Regions from separate parts of the Homo sapiens genome. Here regions 1 and 2 are each linked to region 3. A link is a contact called in ENCODE Hi-C or POLR2A ChIA-PET data. All regions are on one chromosome and are shown on one strand. The core of a region is the stretch at or near the end of the contact, and the rest is flanking DNA. Distances in the headings are between cores, read along the strand shown. Region 1 holds the start of MMAB (metabolism of cobalamin associated B). Region 2 holds the start of BRI3BP (BRI3 binding protein). Region 3 holds the start of WSB2 (WD repeat and SOCS box containing 2).

Region 1 (2,500 bases), core at 1-2,500, 8.5 Mb after region 3:
GAAGAGATCTTAGAACACCTAGTTCAAGCCCATCATAATAACAAAAAAGGTAGTTACCGTCCAGCACTTGCTACGTACCAGAAAGGCAATGCAGGAGTCAACTGGACACATCCAACAGATCTGGGTTCAAATGCCAGCTCTTCCACTCCCCAGTGATGTCATCTTAGTTAACTCACTTAAATGGCTAAGAACCTCGGTTTCCCCACACGTTATATGGAGAGAAAATAACCGTACCTACCTCGGTGGATGTTAGGAAGGTTAAATTAACGCAAGGGAAACACTTGGCGGTGTCTGGCACCTACTAATCATTCAATTACTGAGAGCTACTTATTACTGGCTCTGTTCTTCGTTTCAGCTTTTACAACTACTACTATTAAAGGTAGAAATTACATGAAATCATGGAGCAGAAAGAACTCTTTGCTGGACATTTAGGCTGTTTCCAATGTGTCACAATTATAAACAAGGCTGCAGAAAACACCCAGTACGCCTCGTTTTGCACACTTAAATGAGTATTTCTGCAGGACAGAGTCCTAGAAAGGAGCTTGCAGGGTCTATAGGTGTGTGCAATTTACACTTTTATACATAACGCAAAATTATCCTCCGCTTAAGGCTTTACGTAGATTACCTTACGCTAAGATTCAGGTGTACTATGAGCTAAGTACTATCGTGATCCCCATTTCTTAGAAAAACTGAGGCTCAGAGCGGGGAATCCCCTTGCTTGTCAAGCTCAAAATCACGACTGTCAGATTGAGGTCGCCGATCCCTCGGGGCAAGACTCTCAGAGCTGGGTAAACTGAGCCACAGAAGCTGGACGCCTGGCTCAGCGTCGTCCTGGGTCTAGGACCTCGCGCCGCCCGGCCGCCCGACCCCGGCCTCTCACCTGCCGCCGCCGCCGCCTCCCCGGCCGCCGCCCCTCCGCGCCGAAGCCGGAGCAGCTCCCCAACTCCCACAACCCAGAGCGCCCGTGCCTCAAGGGGAGGAGGCGTTGTACTTCAGGCCAGCCAATCAGAGCGCGCGAGCCCGGAGTACCTTTACCAATAGGCTTGAACATTGGTCAATAGGTGTTGCAGCCAAGCCGACACGGGTTTTCCCGCCCCGCTCCTTCCGTTAAACCAATGGGAAACAAGTCCCTGGGAGTGTCCCGCCCTGGGGTGAGAACTGCGAACCAATAAAAATTGAAACCTGAGCGGTGGCGCGGCCAGCTGTGGGTGGAGTCACCCCGCGGACTGGACGGGAACCTGGCGGGGTCAGGTCCCGTCAAGCAGCCTGGCTCATGGCTGTGTGCGGCCTGGGGAGCCGTCTTGGCCTGGGGAGCCGTCTTGGCCTGCGCGGGTGCTTCGGCGCCGCCAGGCTCCTGTATCCCCGTTTCCAGAGCCGCGGCCCTCAGGGCGTGGAAGACGGGGACAGGTGAGTGGCTGGCGGGAAGGGCAACTCGAACACCTGCCGTGAATCGTGGTGTCGTCGCCATGGGTACGTCACACCGCCGTGAGGTCACCGCGGCAACCGTCAGGTGACGTCTCCACGCTGTTCTGACGTCACCATGGCAACGTGGGCCACGTGGGCGCCAGAGACCAGGTAGTCTTTGCCTAAGTCCCAATGAAGTCCCGCTATCATCGGGCAGGGCAGGGCATATCCCATGTGGGCCAGGAGGGCTCTCGACTCAGATTGTGACCAATCTCCAAAGCAGTTTATTCCCCAGGTCCCAGATACACCAGCACCTTCTAAAGATGGCTTTCCTCATATTCCTTGAAACTTGCACCTCAACCCAGACCTCAGAACCTCTAGAGTACCGTGGATTAATAATGGATTAATTTAGTTCACAGATCCAGGAAATTAACCTTCGAATGGGCTTGTAATGTCACATTTTAATTTTGAGCTATGTCCTTGAGTTGTTTACATTGTTTTTTGAAAATGCCACTTTTTGAGCTGTATTTTGGCAATTCTTCATCTCTGAGTACACTCGAAGCCTCATACTATGGAAGTGGCTCAGGTTTCTTTTCCTGCAAGAGGCCCTGAGTTGGTGGAGTATAAGATAAAAATTTGGGTAGGATAGAGTTAAGAGTCCTAGCTACTTGGGAGGCTGAGGCAGAGGATCACTTGAGCTCAGGAGTTCAAGGCTGCAGTGAGCTATGATCATGCCACTGCACTGCATTCCAGCTTAGGCAACAGAGCAAGACCCTGTCTGTGAACAAAATAATCATAGGCCAGATACGGTGGCTCACGCCTGTAATCACAACACTTTGGGAGTTTGAGGCAGGAGTATTGCTTGAGCTCAGGAGTTCAAAACCAGCCTGAGCAACATGGTGAAACCCGTCTCTACCAAAAAAAAAAAAAAAAAAAAATTAGCTGGGTGTGGTGGTATACACCCGTGCTCCCAGCTGCTCGGGAGGCTGAGGTGGGAGGATTGTTTGAGCCTGGGAGGCAGAGGTTGCAGTGAGCCTAGATCGTGCAACTGCATTTCAGCCTGGGTGACAGAGTGAGACCCCATCTCAAAATAATA
Region 2 (3,629 bases), core at 123-2,622, 6.9 Mb before region 3:
TCTGGGCCAGGAAGGTACCAACTAGTCATAATTACAACCTCGCAATGAAGGGGAATGATTACTATCCCCATTTAACAAATAAAGAAACAAGCTCAAAGAAGTGAAGTCACTTCCCCAAAGTCATCCAACTGGTAGAGCTCCAACTTGAACCCAAACTTCTCTGACTCCAAAACCCCAGGAAGGCTGGCGGCAAGCAAGAGCCCCCTCCTCCCCAGGGAACAGCAAAGGAACCGCAATACCACACACAACTGTCCCCAGTAACTTCCTCCTTCTCAAGAGCTAGTCGGCGGACTTCGGCCCGGAATGGCACCCCTATCGCACCTAGCTCCAGAGAGCAGGAATTGGGGAAAACCCCCTGCGATCCTCCTGGGACTCAACACCCTTCCCAGGAGGCTGCAGGATCCGGGACCTCCCCAAACTAAACAAAAGGCTCCACGCGAAAGGCCCCGCACACAGTAGGTGCTCGGTTTCCCAAAGCCACCGAGCAAATCGCATTGCTCCCTTCTTTTCCTGTAAAGTAAAAACAACTCCAAGTATCTTCAAAGCAGGAGGAGGAGTGGGGCAGAAGGTCCCAGGGGAAGTGGGTCGGGATGCGAGGCTAGGACAAACCCGGGGTAGCTGGGGAGGGCGCAGCCGCGTGGGGACCGAGAGCGCCAGTGTGCTGCCTGGCTCACAGTAGGAGCCATTCAAACGCGGTGAATGAATGAATGAGACGCGCGGCAGGCGTCAGCGCAGCCGGGAGAGACTCTGGCTGCGCCGACCGCGGAGGCAAGGTCCAAGGAGAAGCGCGGCGCAGAGGAGAGGGCGCCCCGAGGCCCGGCCGCCCAGACCCGCACTGGTCAGGCCCGGCGGGGGCCGCAGGCGGCAGGCCCCGAGGCGCAGGCCGGACCCCCTCTTCCCGCGCGCTGGCCGGGCGGGCAGCCCCGGAGGCCGCGCTCCTCCCAGGTCGGCCCCGGTAGCCAGGTGCGTGGCGACCGGGGCAAGGTGACCGCGGGCGCGGGCCCGGCGCCCACCTTCTGAGCGGCGCGCACGTTGTCCTCGCCGAACAGGCTGCTGACGCTCTGGGAGAAGGTGTTGACCGTGCGGCGGTAGCTGTTCTTCTCCGCGCCGCCGCGGCCCCGCGCCCCCTGCGCGCCCGGGGCCAGCAGCCCGAGCAGCAGCAGCAGCAGCAGCAGCAGCAGGAGCCCGGCCCGGGCCAGGGGCCCGCCTGAGGCGCGCGCGCCCATGCTCGGCCGGCGGGGCGCGGGGTCGCGATGCGGGGTGAGGGCCGTGCGCTGGGCCGCAGCGGGCTCCGGCTAGGGCAAGGTTGGCGCGCTCGGGGGCCGCGCGCCGCGCCTTTACCCACAGCCGCCGCCGCCGCTGCTGCGCCACCTGCCCCGCCCCGCGCGCAAAGGCGCACGGCCCAGCCCACGCCGCGCCCCGCCCCCGGCGCGGGACCAACGCGACCCGGCCCCGGGGCCCCGCGCCCGCCTCCCGGAAGCCTGCCCCGACCCGGTGCGGCTTCTCATCATTTAAAAAAAAATTCTCTTTTTTAACTTATCCGTGGAAAAGCAACCCGTGCCTGTAAAACTTGCAACAGCTTCAACCAGGAAAGTGACTGCAACTGATTGAAAAACATGAAATAGACATATATGTAATCTCCCTGAATGTATTATAATGGTACCCCAAAATTCGCCCTCGTGGGCATCAGCTCATTCATCCTGAAAATTTTAAATAACAAGAAAGCATCAGGCATCCTCCTGCCCTTCCTGAATGAACTGTATTTCAGAGCCCCAAAATAGTTGGGGAGGGACTTTCTTTTACAAAGTCCAGCTAATACATGAGGATGAATGAGAGAATCCGAAAATTATTTGGCACCCCTCAATAGAATGATGGATTCACGCGATGATCATCAGAAATGGGTACAACCAAGAGGGGAGGGTTTGGCGGGGAACTTGAAAATGGAGGGGCTAAGCCGCGAAGTCCCGGTCCCGCCAATCGATCTTAGTGCCAGGAAGTACCAGCGCCACCTGCGATGGATTCTTGCCAAGACAAGTTGAGCATGAACCTGATGGGGCCTCTAGATCAAACCTACAGTTTACAGGAAATATGGCAGATAAGGAAAACTTAGAAGCAGCAGAAGCAACCAACCAACTCCAGCATGTGGGGCATTCTACCAAACAAACGACCCAGTTTGTTCAATAAATAATTGGTATAAAAGGTGAGCGAAGAGGAGGATAATTGGTTTTAAAGACTTAAGAGCCATAATAACCCATGCAATGCAAGGACCCTGTTTGCATCCTAAATCAAACAAATCAAGTCTAACCAACATTTTTTTTAGACAACCAAGAAAATAAAACTCAATTTTTGCCAATCCAAAGAATACAAAATGCTCTTATTTTTGAATTTACATTTTCTGGATTCCTAGTAAGATTTTCATAGATTTATTGGCCATTTGAATTACTTCTCTGTGAATTACCTATTCATATCCTTTGCACATTTTTTCCTGTATTGTTTATCTTTTTAAAAACTTTTTTGTAGGTCGGGTGCGGTGGTTAACGCCTGTGATTCCAGCACTTTGGGAGGCTGAGGCGGGTGACCTGAGGTCGGGAGTTCGAGACCAGCTTGACCAACATGGAGAAATCCCTCCGTCTCTACTAAAAATACAAAATGAGGCCAGGCGCCGTGGCTCACGCCTGTAATCCCAGCACTTTGGGAGGCCGAGGCGGGCGGATCACAAGGTCAGCAATTTGGGAGGCCGAGGCGGGCGGATCACGAGGTCAGGAGATCGAGACCATCCTGGCTAACACAGTGAAACCCCGTCTCTACTAAAAATACAATAGCCGGGCGTGGCGGCGGGCGCCGTAGTCCCAGCTACTCAGAGCCTGAGGCAGAAGAATGGCGTGAACCCGGGAGGCGGAAGTTGCAGTGAGCCGAGATCGTGCCACTGCACTCCAGCCTGGGCGACAGAGCGAGACTCCGTCTCAAAAAAAAAAAAAAAAAAAAAAAAAAATCCAAAATGAGCCAGTTATGGTGGTGCCTGCTTGTGATCCCAGCTACTCGGGAGGCTGAGGCAGGACAACCGCCTAAACCTGGGAGGCGGAGGTTGCAGTGAGCCGAGACTAAGCCACTGCACTCCAGCCTGGGCAACAAGAGTGAAACTCCGTCCCAAAAACAAAACAAAACAAAACAAAAACCTTTTTTTACGCCAGGTGTAGTGGCACAAGCTTGTTTTGGGAGGCCAAGGCAGGAGGATTGCTTGAACACAGGAGTTCGAGGCCAGCCTGGCCAACATAGTGAAACCTATCTCTATAAAAAATGATAATAATAATAATAATAATAAACTTTTTAATTAAGGTATAACATACAGAAAAATACACAATCATATAAATTTTTATGAATTTTCACAAACTGAATACCCAAGGTAACCAGCACCCAAATCAAGAAACGAAACATTACCAGTTCCCCCACGAAGCCTCCCTTTGTCCCCTCCCATTCACTATGTTCCTCTTAAAATTTAGGGGATTCATTTGCCTGTGTTTGAAGTTTATGTAAATGAACCACACAGTACTCTGGGGGTTGGCTTCTTTTGTTCAACTTTTTTTTTTATTTATTTTTTATTTTTTGAGACGGAGTCTTGCTCTGTTGCC
Region 3 (3,788 bases), core at 492-2,991:
CCCAAAAAAAGGGGTGCGCTGGGCCGTTTTTAAAATTGGGAAACATAAAAAATACCCAGTGGAAAATGAAGAGAGAGAACGGGGCATGCTAAAGTTAACATGGGCGGCGAGAAAGGGACAGGTAGCCAGCGGAAAAGGGGGAGACTGAGAAACCGGCAGGTTCAAAGAAAAGAAAAAAAAAAACCGGCCAAGCGGGGTGAACAGGAGTGTAACCCAGGAGGCCAAACGGGACACAGGAAGGACGTACCCAGGGCTCATAAAACAGGGGCCTGGGTAAAAAAACCCGAAACATTAAAACGGAGAGACCATGGTGAAAAAGAACACGGGAACCTCAGTTACCGTAGAAAACATAGGTTGCGTTAGGAAGCAAAGAAATTTAAAATGGAACCACTGCGATCCGGAGCTCTGGGACCAGTGACCGGCAAATGGAGAGGGCACTTGGAGGGAAGCGAAGAAAGGCGGGGAGAAAGGAATGAGAGGCGGGAGAGTGACTTGAATGAAGCTGACACCAAGAACCGCGGGAAGAGCTTGGGCCCAAAGCAGGAAAGGGAAGCGCTCGAGTTGGGGGTAAGGGGAGGCATTTTGGGGACAATGAGCTGAGCTCAGTAAGAAATCCCCAAGCCACTGATACTACTGGGGACCGGACAACTAAGAAATGGGGTCTTTCAGGCATGAAAAGCCTCCATGATGACTCCTGCCCTGGCCCTGGAATGTTAAAAAGGGGGCGTCTGACCCAAGCGAGCCATTTCTTGAGGCTATGCGGGTAGACAGGGAGAGCAGGTTTCTCAGGGGGACGGGGACAGGCGAGGCTGTCGCCGTAGGTAGGTAAGGGGACAGTCTTCTTCCGAATCGCTCCTGCCCCGTTTTTTATCTCGTTCCCACCCCCACTCCGGTTTTCACCCTGCCCTCCTCTCCCCACCGCCCCGTGTTCTCCTCACTTCCCTCTCCCATTACCGGAGCCATTGAGTAGCCCCCCTTGTTTTACCCTAGCCTTGACCCTCGCCGCACCCCCCAATTCTTACGTCCTCCCCAGCACCCGGTTATTACACCTTCCTTCCACCCCCTCCCCATTTTCCCCTAAGCCCAGCTCTCCCCAGGTTTCTTCTCGGCCAGTATTCCCTCCAACCTATTTCTCCCGCCCCCATTTTTACCCGTTTCCCCCCTCATCGGCCTTCGCATGGCTCCATTTTCACCTGCCCCTCCCCTCGATTTCGCTTCAGCCCCTTTGGTTCCCCTTACCCCCACAGCCCTCGGTCTCCCTCTCTCCGTTCTCCCCGGATCGCCGCTTCCCCTGCTTGGTTTTTCTCTCAGCCCGGCTCTACCACTCTCCAACACCCCCTTTTCCCCTGAGCCCGGCTTCCCCTACTCCGGTTTCTATCGCTCCCCTTTTCCCGGTTTCCCTCAGCTCTGTTCACCTCCCTCCCTTCCCCGTTTTTATCCGGCGCTGGTTCCCCTCAGGACCCCGCACAACCCCTGGGTTTTATCCCGTTCGCGCCCCACCCCGTTTCCGCTCAGCTCCCCCCACCCCTGCCCCATTTTTATCTGGTTCGCGCGTCTTCCCCGCCCCCGTTTCCCCTGAGCAACCCCTCAGCTTTTATCCCGTCAGCGTACCGCCTCCCCGATTTTCCATCTTTTCCCTCAGCTGCCCCCCACCGTTTTTATCCCGTCCGCACCCCCCCTCCGTTTCCCCTGCGCCCCGCCCCCGCGCGTCTCCGCCCGCGCCCACCGCCATGTGACGGGAAGCAGCTGATGGCCTCTCCGGGCGGCGGCGGCGGCCTGGCCGGGGCGGGCGGCGCGGGGGCGGCATGAGGGCCCGCGGCCCGGGGGGCTGAGGCGCCCGCCGCCTGCCGCGGGGGCCGCTCGCGTCCTCCATGGAGGCCGGAGGTGAGTGGGGCCGGGCGCGCCCGTTCCCGCCCGGCGGGGCCCTGGCCCGTTCTCCCCGGGGAGGGGGGAGGCGACCCCGGGGCGGGCTGGGCGGGGTGGGGCGGGGGCTGGACGCGGCGGGGGCGTCCGGCCTGGGAGGTCCGCGCGGGGCCGGCGGGGGTGCGCGCCCGGCGACCAGCTTTGTTTCACTTTCGTTGTCAGTGGCCGCCACCCTGACTCCCGCCGGCGACAGGATCGGGAAGATCGGGCTTCTGCGGGAGGAGATCCCCCGACCGGGACAGAGGGGGCTCCCGGGTGGGACTCGGGGCGGGGGGCACCAAGCCCTAAAACGGAGATCCCCAAGGGGGTGGGTGCCCCTGGGTACCCAGGTGCCAGGGGACGCACTTGCATGTCTGGATGGGAGTCACCTCTGTCCCTCACAAGCTGTGTGATCGTGACAGTGGACAAGCCACTGAACCACCGCCACCCACGTCTCAGTTTTGATCTGCAAAATGGGATAATCCTAGTACCTTCCTCGGAGGGTGGCTGGGACCCGGTAAAAATGGGGTCTGGGGTCTGGGTTCCCTATTGAAACAATCTATTCCCAGCCTCTCCCACTGGAGATTAAGTCAGTGGAGGTGGGGCGGGACTGGAGACGCTGATCCCTGGTGACATGTATGATCAGGCAAATTTAGGATACACTGATGGGTGGGGACCTTGCCTCTATTCTTGTTAACTGCCATCCCCATCAGAAGACAGCGTGGAAGTCAGAGGATATTGGATATACCTCAAGCCAGCCCAGATGAACATAAAATCTCAGTGGGAAAGGTGTGTCTCTTATGCAAGGGGAAAAAAACCCCAAGACGCATGCACGCCTTGGCCCTCTCCCCTCCAACGACCTTCCCTCGGAACCCCACTTGGGATAGATTTAGAATTGATTCCGGGAGTCCCAGGTCTTGAAGGACCCGAGTTTAAATGTAATTTCCTTAGGAGAAATTTTCAGAGCAGGTTCAAGGCCTAGGGCTCAGAATTTGTTCCAGAACTTCATGGTAATCTTGCAGCCAAGTTCAAGCTTCATCCTGGTCTGGAGGGTTCTGATTGCTGATGGCTTGTTACTGTGGGTGGGAAGGTTGAAATCTGGGTATTCCCTGGGGTGGTGTTACTTTTTAATTTAGGAAATGACATTTCTTTGTTTGCTGAAGTCAGGCATTGAGTTAAAGGCAGCTCTCTCTCCTTCCCATCTAGATAAGGGCTTTCTTTTCAGTGAGTGTTACCCGTAGAATTCTTTTTAAAAGGGCCCCTACTGTTTGTGTAGATCCTATGTGAATCTTTTTATAGCTTCCGTTTGATTTCCATTGCCTCCTTACAGTTCAATCTGAAAGCAATCTGTAGCTAGCCTGCCTTTTTAACAGAAATCTGTTTCCAGTTCTGGGGTTTTCCTAAAGATTGACAACTTCGTTTTGAGGGTGTGGGCAGGGTTGTTGAGAGCTGCCAAGTTACTGTACAAAAAAGGCCAGAGTTTTAACTTATTTTCAAATGGAATAAAGCCCATTGTAAAGGAAATACAATGGGCAACAGTTGAAATCTTCAGAGCAATGGTTAGACTTCACTTATTCATTCAGCAAATATTTGTTGAACGTCTACTATGTGCCAGGCACCCTCTAGGCCAGCCCCGACCAACAGAAGTCTAATGTGAGCCACGTATGTAATTTAAAATGTTCAAGTAGCCACATTAAAAAAAAGAAAAAAGAACTAGGTGACAATTTAAAAACTCTTTCAATACAACATGTCTAAAATATTCCTGCTACATGTAATCAAATAAATTGTAATGTAATGTTTTAGATTTTTTTTTGTGCTAAGTGTTCAAAACGTGTTGTGTATTTTTTACTTACAGCCCATCTGAATTCTGACTTGCCACATTTCAA

What was found. Hi-C counts contacts between places; a loop is a spot of excess contacts on that map. ChIA-PET counts read pairs that join two places held with the same protein, here RNA polymerase II (POLR2A). Pooled maps may share reads with other maps.
Region 1: a loop to region 3 is called in a map of CD8-positive, alpha-beta T cell, with 8 times the contacts of the local background. The contact joins the promoter of MMAB here to the promoter of WSB2 in region 3. A Hi-C loop is called at or near these places in 1 of 168 maps with a recorded cell type or tissue (CD8-positive, alpha-beta T cell) and 6 of 50 pooled maps. POLR2A ChIA-PET finds 5 or more read pairs at or near these places in 1 of 52 experiments (A673).
Region 2: a loop to region 3 is called in a pooled map, with 9 times the contacts of the local background. The contact joins the promoter of BRI3BP here to the promoter of WSB2 in region 3. A Hi-C loop is called at or near these places in 3 of 50 pooled maps.

The regions. Positions count from the first base shown.
Region 1 is chr12:109,572,254-109,574,753 of GRCh38, reverse strand. MMAB (metabolism of cobalamin associated B) reads left to right here and starts at 1,250. Exons shown (of 9, transcript NM_052845.4): 1 at 1,250-1,407. The coding sequence starts at 1,274. MVK (mevalonate kinase) reads right to left here and starts at 960. Exons shown (of 11, transcript NM_000431.4): 1 at 881-960. RefSeq lists silencers at 720-949, 970-1,099 and enhancers at 859-1,358, 1,359-1,860.
Region 2 is chr12:124,991,388-124,995,016 of GRCh38, reverse strand. It overlaps BRI3BP (BRI3 binding protein), which reads right to left and starts at 1,372. Exons shown (of 3, transcript NM_080626.6): 1 at 1,014-1,372. The coding sequence starts at 1,226. RefSeq lists enhancers at 493-582, 2,302-2,802 and silencers at 673-732, 743-992, 1,003-1,052, 1,153-1,202, 1,223-1,542.
Region 3 is chr12:118,059,132-118,062,919 of GRCh38, reverse strand. WSB2 (WD repeat and SOCS box containing 2) reads left to right here and starts at 1,741. Exons shown (of 9, transcript NM_018639.5): 1 at 1,741-1,884. The coding sequence starts at 1,872. LOC124903030 (a long non-coding RNA gene) reads right to left here and starts at 1,460. Exons shown (of 2, transcript XR_007063479.1): 1 at 1,240-1,460. RefSeq lists a silencer at 2,282-2,331.